Regions from separate parts of the Homo sapiens genome. Here region 2 is linked to region 1. Evidence: chromatin contacts called from ENCODE Hi-C or POLR2A ChIA-PET data. All regions are on one chromosome and are shown on one strand. Each heading gives the region's core, a stretch centred on a gene start or an enhancer-like site at or near the end of the contact. The rest is flanking DNA. Distances are from core to core; before and after follow the strand shown.

What was found. Hi-C counts contacts between places; a loop is a spot of excess contacts on that map. ChIA-PET counts read pairs that join two places held with the same protein, here RNA polymerase II (POLR2A). Pooled maps may share reads with other maps.
Region 2: a map of CD4-positive, alpha-beta memory T cell shows a loop between it and region 1 (9-fold over the local background). The contact joins the enhancer-like site here to the promoter of ZKSCAN4 in region 1. A Hi-C loop is called at or near these places in 3 of 168 maps with a recorded cell type or tissue (CD4-positive, alpha-beta memory T cell, CD8-positive, alpha-beta T cell and naive thymus-derived CD4-positive, alpha-beta T cell), 2 of 37 single-sample maps with no recorded cell type and 11 of 50 pooled maps. POLR2A ChIA-PET finds 5 or more read pairs at or near these places in 21 of 52 experiments (AG04450, B cell, CD4-positive, alpha-beta T cell and 18 more).

What each region holds. Positions count from the first base shown.
Region 1 is chr6:28,249,923-28,254,587 of GRCh38, forward strand. It overlaps ZKSCAN4 (zinc finger with KRAB and SCAN domains 4), which reads right to left and starts at 2,347. Exons shown (of 5, transcript NM_019110.5): 1 at 1,636-2,347. The coding sequence starts at 2,058. RefSeq lists enhancers at 1,906-1,975, 2,106-2,155.
Region 2 is chr6:28,102,677-28,107,341 of GRCh38, forward strand. No RefSeq gene overlaps it. Among named protein-coding and RNA genes, the nearest start is that of ZSCAN16, 20 kb to the right of the region's middle. RefSeq lists an enhancer at 2,903-3,042. Within about 2 kb of position 2,100, at least 36 of the 41 ENCODE cell types and tissues checked have a DNase peak (open chromatin) inside an H3K27ac peak, as active enhancers do; they include B cell, CD4-positive, alpha-beta T cell and CD8-positive, alpha-beta T cell, where a contact is called at or near this core.

The DNA.
Region 1 (4,665 bases), core at 1,097-3,596:
AGCCTTATGATATTAACACAATTAATATAGATAACAACCCTGTGAGCTATTATTTTGGATTTTTATGATAAGTTGCTGAAAACGGAGATGTGGCCCGGATCCTCTCTCCTGAGTGGACAGCATTTTTTTTGTTGTTGTTGGTTTTTTTGTTTTTTTTTTTTTGAGACGGAATTTCACTCTTGTTGCTCAGGCTGGAATGCAATGGCATGATCTCACCTCACCGCAACTTCCGCCTCCGGGGTTCAAGCAATTCTCCTGCCTCAGCCTCCCTAGTAGCTGGGATTACAGCCATGTGCCACCACGCCCGGCTAATGTTTTGTACTTTTAGTAGAGACCGGGTTTCTCCATGTTGGTCAGGCTGGTCTCGAACTCCCGACCTCAGGTGATCCGCCCACCTCAGCCTCCCAAAGTGCTGGGATTACAGGCGTGAGCCACTGCACCCAGCCAAGGGTGGACAGTGTTTAAGCAGCTTGCCCATGTCACCCAGCTAATAAGTGGAAATGCTAGGATGGGAGCTCAGACAGAATGACTCCAGATCCCGTGTTCTTACCATTACTCTAGGCTCCCTCATTATATACATCTGTGTGTTTACGAAAACCCTTTGGACACTGGTGCTAAATTCTCAATACTAATATATTTTCTAATCTGAAAAATGAGGATAATAATTTCTACTTTATGAGGTTTTGGAGACCAGTAAATAAGATCACAGTATGTGACATCACCTAACACAGGGCCTGGCACATAGTTATGTCCTCATTAAAAGCAGGTTTCCTTCCAGACATTGATAGTTAAATTACAGTTTTCAAGTTACTGTCTCACGTGCAGCTCAGAATTTCCCACATATTTTATGAAGAATGAAGCTAAGAGATTTGCAATGACTTCCCACTGCTACAGGGCTTGCGTGCAATAGACCTAAGTCAAGAACCTTGGTATCCAGCTCACCAGTTAGAAGATTTGGCCACACAGGTCCTCTGAAGTTGTGTGCACAGGGACACAGGACGATGCAAAGAGGAAACAGTCCCTCATAAAACAGGGAAGAACATGGAGGTAAAAATAGGCCCACTTTCTACCAGAGGTTCATAACCAGTGGTCCATGGACTTTCTCCCAAGTGGTCCATGAACTTAGAAAGGACAAAAACTAATCTTATTTTTACTGGTCTTTAAGAGAGAGTTAACATTTCCTTCAATTATGAATGGAAGCAACAAATCAAGGTAGCATAAGCAGTACCCAGGACTTTGTCACCAACAAAACCTGCACGTTTTCACACCACATTACAACCAGGCAAATAGATGCTTATCGCCATTTTGAAATTGCCAATTATAAGCCCTGTCCCTAGGTCTTATTATTTAGTGCAGTAATAAAAATCCACATATATGACTTTAATACAAATTTAATTCTTTGCTAACTGTATGTCAATATAGTTGTGTTCTTTTGTAATCCTTTATAGTTTCTTTATATATTTAAAAATATAATTCTGAGAAGGAGTCCAGGGACTTCACCTTACTGCCAAGGAGGTTCACAGTACAAAAAGAGATGAAGAACTCCTGGACCTTAAAGGAATGCCCCTCGCTCCGATCTGGGATTTCAGGAGGAAACAGACCACAGCGCTCAGATACTAAACCTGTTCTTTCTACCTGCGGCGCCGGCTCATCCAGCTGCCTCTCCAAATACTCCAATAGCACCACCACCTCCTCCCCGCTCTCTGGATGCTGCTCCCGCACCCAGCTCTGCAGATTCCCCGGCAGGATGGTCAGGAACTGCTCCAGCACCAGCAGCTCCAGGATCTGCTCCTTGCTGTGCATCTCAGGCTGCAGCCATTGTCCGCAGAGTTCTCGGAGCCGGCTCAACGCCTCGCGGGGGCCCGCAGCCTCCGGGTAGCGGAAGCCTCGGAAGCGCTGGCGGGAGCGTTCGGGGCCCCGAGCAGGGCTGCAGGGTGCTCTCACCTCCGCCGTCAAGGCGGAGGCTTCCTCCTTCTCCACCTTCACGGTCAGGAGCCCCGTCTGGTCTTCTGCAGACTGGGCGTCCAGGGCTGCGTTTTTTCTCGGTTCTCTAGCCATTCTGACCCAAGGCAGTACTCGGGTCTCACTCTAGTTGCGACCTGTATATCTTCAGAGGATTCTGGAAGGGTGGTAAATTTTCCAGTAGAACTGCAAGTGGTCCCCCTCCTGTCATGCCCAGGGGCCCAGGACACCCCCTGAGGCGCAGCTGCACAGATCTCTCTTATAGTCCGTGCCTTTGCAGGGTCGTCCTCTGCACCCCACTCTGAATCCCACAGTAAGTATCACCAAAGGATGTCTTTGGGAGTGAAAGTGATCACTCTCCAGACATAGGAGGGAAGTTGAGGCTGGGGCACAGGAAGTCTCGATGGGAACTAAGGCCACTTCCTGGGCGCTCTAGGAAGCTTCTCTCGGTGGTTGTCTCCGAATTAACCCATTAGCTACCCTGTCCTTACCTCCACGCAAGGGAAGGCAGTTAAGGGATAGAGAAGGAAAGGATGACAGACCTTGGATCATAAGAAATAGGACTGAGCCTTTAAATCCTGGAAGGATGCCGCTGCGGCTCATATTTCTTTCCTATGTAAAGCTTGCTTAAGCAGCTGGCATAAAATTGACACTAAAATTGAGCTGGAAAGCAGGGGTTCCCCAGAGCCCCAAGAACCCTGGCAGGGGGACCTTTAGTCTCTCTCAGAAACATCAAAGCAGCAGAACACATCACCAGGCACTTGCCTGGAGCGAGCAGTGGCTGCCCTTGGTCCTTCCCCACTCACCCCCTTAATCTGTCACTTTTTTTCCTCCTCCTTAAGGCCAGACTACTCCTCCCGACCCTGACTGTAGCCCTCACCTCCCACTAATCCTCAACACACTGTCCCACTCCCCCACTCACCACTTTGCACATTCCATGGCTGCTTCTCTGGCAATCAGGCTTATGCTGCTCTCCACCTCCAGAAACTCTCTAGTCTCTGGCTTCAGGGACCCCATTCTCTTCTGCTTTCTTCCTTCCTGTTTCTTCCCAGCCCCCAATCACAGTCAAGCACAGTGGCTAGATACGCAGGTAGCCAGGTTACCTGTGTAATCCTGGCTTACCCTCCCTGTGCCCGACTTTTCCAATCTGTAAATAGGGAAAGTAATAGTAGATAGGGATGTTGTAGGCATTACTAGGGATTAGATAATGTTGTGAGCACTCTTGTGTAAAGTGCTTAGAACAGTGCCTGGCATGTGATAAACTAGGCCTATCCTATAATAGAAGAAAGCCCTGAGAATTCTTTGAACTAGATGGGACTCGATTTTAAGCCATAATTGACTGTAAGTTATTTGACTGGACACTTCAGTAAGCCCCTTTCTGCCCAGTGGAATGGAGAAGCTACAAAATGCAAGTTCAGTAGTTTATGAGGGGAAAAAATATCATGTCAGTACTTTCTTGAGTTTTTCTTTCTTTGCCTATGCCTCTACATTCCAAGGATTAAGAAATAACATAACTTAAGAAAATGAGAAGTCCCAAAGACTGTTGCAAATGAAAAATACTACAAAATATCTTTCTCTTGATGAGCTACCACAGAAGGTAGGGGGCACTGCCCATGAAGTATCCTTATAAGTGAACTTGAATCTAAGTACTTTTCTAGATCCAAATATTTACAGAAATAAGTTAAGTTAGCAGTTTTCACACTCTGTGTCACACAGAATCACTGGGGAGCTTTTAAAACATCCTGATACCTAGGCTGCAACCAAGATCAATTAAATCAGAATGTCACAGGATGGGACTCAGGCATTAATAACATTTTTTGGTTGTTTTTGTTTGTTTTGCGACAGAGTCTTGCTGTGTCACCCAGGGCTGGAGTGCAGTGGCGCAATCTTGGCTCACTGAAACCTCCACTTCCTGGGTTCAAGTGATTCTAGTGCCTCAGCCACCCGAGTAGCTGGGATTACAGACATGCGTCACCATGCTGGTCTCAAACTCCTGGCCTCAAGTGATCTGCCCACCTCAGCCTCCCAAAGTGCTGGGATTACAGGTGTGAGCCACCACGCCTGGCCAACTTTCCTAGGTGATTCCAACATGCAGGTGAGTTTGAGAGTTAAGGAATTAAATGACACTTTAAAAAATCAATCAGCCAAATCCAACATGTGGGACATTCTATAGAACAGAATGATGCAGGACAAGTGAGCCCCAAAATTAGGGCTTAGCTCAAAAGGATGCTTTGCTTCGCCCAGGGAAGAGTTCAAGGGCAAGCCAGTGGTATTAGGCAGCAACTTTTATTGAAGTGTCAGTGTACAGCAGCAGCAGAGGTACTGCTCCTTACAGAGCAGGGCTACCCCCTAGGCAGTGTGCTCAGACTAGCAGCTCAAAAGCAGTTCTGCAGTCACATTTATACCTACATTTAATTATATGCAAATTAAGCACCAGATTATGCAGAAATTTCTAGAAAAGGGGTATTACCTTCTGAGTCACTTGGTCATGGCCATGGAAAGGGGTGGCAACTTCCCTGTGTTGCCATGGCAATGGTAACTGACATTGCACACTGGTGGGTATGTCTGGTGGAGAGGTGATACTGCCTCTTCCCTCTTTTAGCTAGTCCTCAATTTGGTCAGGTGTTGGAGCCCCACTTCTGGAGTTGAATTCTGCCTCCTACCTCATTCCTCCCTCAGGGATTAGATATGCCTTCTTAATTT
Region 2 (4,665 bases), core at 850-3,349, 150 kb before region 1:
ATCCAGAACCAGAAATACTTATTGACCCAGCAATCCCATTACTGGGTATATACCCAAAGGAATATAAATCATTCTACTATAAGGACACATGCACACATCTGTCTATTGCAACACTATTTACAATAGCAAAGACATGGAACCAACCCAAATGCTCATCAATGATAGACTGGATAAAGAAAATGTGGCACATAGATACAGTGGAATACTATGCAGCCATGAAAAGAAATGAGATCATGTCCTTTATGCAGGGACATGGATGAAGCTGGAAGCCATCATCTTCAGCAAACTAACACAGGAACAGAAAAACAAATACTGCATGTTCTCACTCAGAAGTGGGAGTTGAACAATGAGAACACATGGACACAGAGGAGAGCATTACACATGGGGGCTTGTCAGGGGATGGGGGCAAGGGGAGGGATAGCATTTGGACAAATAGCTAATGCATGCGGGCCTAAAACCTAGATGACGAGTTGATAGGTGCCGCAAACCACCGTGACACACACACATCTTTGTAACAAACCTACATGTTCTGCACTTGTATCCCGGAATTTAAAGTAAAATTTTTTAAAAAATGGTTGCTTTAAAGTGAAAGGATTAAAAAGAATAATAAACTGAGTGGATGCAGGAATTTGGGGAAAGAGAATAGGAAAAATTGTAAAAGGTTATACAAAGTTTGTGGAAATCTTATCTTGCATGGTCAAAGCTGATGAGAATAGATGGATCTGTTTATAAGGTATTATTAAAATTAGGTTTAATATTAACAATGCACTGATACAAAGTAGAATTTTATTTTCTTGCTTGAACAATATAGTATTAATAAGAGATATAAGACTAGTGTTCATCTTTTGAATAAACTGTTAAAAATTTAAAAAGGAGAGAGAGAGACAGATTCTTGTTTGAAAAACTGAATCTCCTCTCTTTCAAAGAGTAAAGGTTTACGCTTTTTGAAATATTTCAATTATCACTTTGGCTAAATAAATGATTATTATGACCTGTGATCTTAGTTTTGATATCAAAGGTTTTAAGACTTTGATATTTGACATAATTCCCAAAATCAAATTTCAAATTCTAAAATTAAGTATTTTCTATAAGGAATGCCTGATAGTCCAAGAGAGACATATTAGGCTTATTTGGTTAAAATCACACAGGAAACACTGTCAAATAAGAAATGGCATTTAACTTTTGTTGATTAGAAGATGTGGGAAAAGGCAAAAAAAAAAAAAACCCAAAACTTTCAGTCACATTTGTATAAATGTGTTATTAACATGTGTTCCGAAATTGTATATTCCTAAATTCTGATGTGTCTTGGTATATGTTATCAGTCATAATTATGATTATGGCAAATTTTGTAGGCTACAGAAATAACCAGATTTTCTTGTTAATTGTGTGTTTAACCATGGCTACTCTAAGCCTTTTGCCATCCACAGACAATTATTGTCTTACTTTACTTCTCAAAAAGTGATTTACAATTCGCTACAGTCTAAAATTTTATTTTCCTTAAAGGAAATTCATGGAAAGGACACTGCCAAGTACTCTTGAATGCAGGTTTCTGATAACTTTGGAAATCACACCACTGGACTAGCTAAAAACTTCCAGAACTCTTAAAAAAAAAAAAACTGATGGATTCATGAAGATTACTAACCCAACATCAAGCAGAACAAGAATTAATAACATGGGCCTAACCTAATAGAGGACTGCATTTATCTTTTATGACTTTTTGTTTGAAACAATTCTGATTCTTTCTACATTTGTTTTCCAGAGTCAAGAAAAAATTCATTTTTATTTTGAGCCATTTATGGTTACAGTGATTGGGAAAAGTGTACTTTTGTGAGAAAACTGAAACTCCAGGTCGGTGGACAGAAATGAAGTCTGGGGAGGTTCCCGCCTGCCGACCTGAGCGGGGAGGACTGACGGACTCAACGCTGCGAAGCTGGAACTCAAACCCTTTCTTTCGGATGAGACAAGTTGTGAAACAAAACCCCATGCCCAAGTGACCCCATTTGGAGACTCCGCGGCGCGCACTGGGGACCCCACACGCTGCACACCTCTCTGAAGCCGCTGGAAGCTGGGGCGCAAGGCCGGAAGGGGTTCGCAGACGCACTTCCGCCAGCGGCCAGGCAGGGCGCAGAGGAGCTAGTTAGAGCTGGGCTGGAGCTGCCACCCAGCCCAGGTAGTAAGACTGGCAGGAAGAGAGCAGGACGCCGCCGCCCGAGTCCCCCAGCTCAGCCAGGTGCGGGCGGGAGGAGCCCCGTCCTTGCTTAGCCCCGCGCTGGAAGCGCCGTCCGAGACACTGCACGGGGCAGACTGGTGGGTGTCCCGGCCCTGGCACCGCGGGGTTGCCCTAGCCAACCGGAGCCCAGCTCCCCCACGCGGGCCGGACGTTTCCCCAGACGTTGCGAAGTCCGACTCTGGTTCACAGATGCCGACCTGGTCGGTCTATGCGGACCACCCTTTTCTCCAACGTGACCGCCGACTATTGGAAGTTTTTTGTGATCTGTCAGGCCCTGATGGCTTAAGGAACATAGCCAGATCTTCCCGAGTCCGAGGCTCGTTATGGTTGTCCACTGATGATCTGCCATTTCGTTTATGTTACAGAATAAACAGGGAAAGTGTTTGTAGTCTGGTTGGTTAACACTGTATTTTGCCTTATTCTTTCAAAGATCTAAACTAGTGGAAGGCAACCTGTAGAACCCGCTTCCATGTCCTTTATCTTGAATGATTCCTGAAACAGCCTTTCTCCAAACCTGCTCCAGAAGTCCCTGAATTAATCCTTAGAGCCCAGGAAGTGAAGATGTCTTTCAAAGATGCCGATTGGGTAACAGAAGCTAAGCACAGAGAAGGCAGTAGAGGGCCTTATTGCGTGGTCCTAAGTTGTGTGCCAAAAAACAGAGAAGTGTCCCTGAGCACCAGGTGTGGTCTCCCCTGCCAGCCCCTCGATGACCAGGTCATAAAGATAACTGCAATCCTTTACTGAGGTCTTACTAAGTGCTAGGCACTGAGTCTAATGCTTTCCAGGCACTGCATCTAATGCTTTTTGTAATTTTTCTTAAAAAAAAAACCCTATATTATCAGGTCTGTGGTTTAATCACATTGTACCAATACTATTTTTTGGCCTTGCAATTGTGCTATGGTTATGTAAGATTTTAATATAATAGGAAGCTGGGTGAAGGATATAGGGACTGTTCTATACCTTTTTGGAAATTTTCTGTAAGTTTAAAATTAGTTCAAAATAAAAAGTTACAAACAAAATTAGAAGCTTGTTTTTAACGGCAGAAAAGGAATAAAAATTTAGAGATTAAGCCACTACACATAAGAGAATGTGACAACATTCGAGCCCAGGGCTTTTGGAATCCTCAGCCCATGCCCTTCACCACTGCCCACCATGTTAATCCTGGGTAACAGATAGGCCCTGCCTAAATCAGTTACGCACACAGCCCCCTACCTATGTTAACATAATTTTACTATTCAACTGTCTTTGCTAATGTGATACTACTATTCCACTGTCTTTATCAACATGACTTTACTATTCCAGGACATTATTGCTGTAGGAGATAAAAATTGCAAATAATTATTTTTGTTTCAAGAACTTCCCCCTCAAAAAATCTATTTAAATGAACATCAAATTCTTCAACTTTCAATAATTAGTATCCAGACTTTTTGAAACCCTCACCTCAAAACCTTCATCTTAATGAATGTGTCCATCAATCTTAAATTATTGTATCACCATCCTTGCCCAGTCCTAATTCTGCTTTGAAAGATCAGCATCACACCATCACTGGCCATCAGAGAAATGCAAATCAAAACCACAATGAGATACCATCTCACACCAGTTAGAATGGCAATCATTAAAAAGTCAGGAAACAACAGGTGCTGGAGAGGATGTGGAGAAATAGGAACACTTTTACACTGTTGGTGGGACTGTAAACTAGTTCAACCATTGTGGAAGTCAGTGTGGCGATTCCTCAGGGATCTAGAACTAGAAATACCATTTGACCCAGTGATCCCATTACTGGGTATATACCCAAAGGACTATAAATCATGCTGCTGTAAAGACACATGCACACATATGTTTATTGCGGCATTATTCACAATAGCAAAGACTTGGAACCAACCCAAATGTCCAACAATGATAGACTGGATTAAGAAAATGTGGCACATATACACCATGGAATACTATGCAGCTATAAAAATGATGAGTTCATGTCCTTTGTAGGGACATGGATGAAATTGGAAATCATCATTTTCAGTAAACTATCGCAAGAACAAAAAACCAAACACTGCATGTTCTCACTCATAGGTGGGAATTGAACAATGAGAACACATGGACACAGGAAGGGGAACATCACACTCTGGGGACTGTTGTGGGGTGGGGGGAGGGGGAAGGGACAACATTGGGAGCTATACCTAATGCTAGATGACAAGTTAGTGGGTGCAGCGCACCAGCATCGCACATGTATACATATGTAACTACCCTGCACATTGTGCACATGTACCCTAAAACTTAAAGTATAATAATAATAAATTAAATAAAAAATAAAAAAAAGAAAGATCAGCATCAAACCTTTCAAATCTTGTAAATATCCTGACTTTGCCTTCCTCCCTCAGAGATGCTACTAGGACTCTGTCAAGGTAGTGCTTTTTATCACCCACAAGAATAAACTTCAT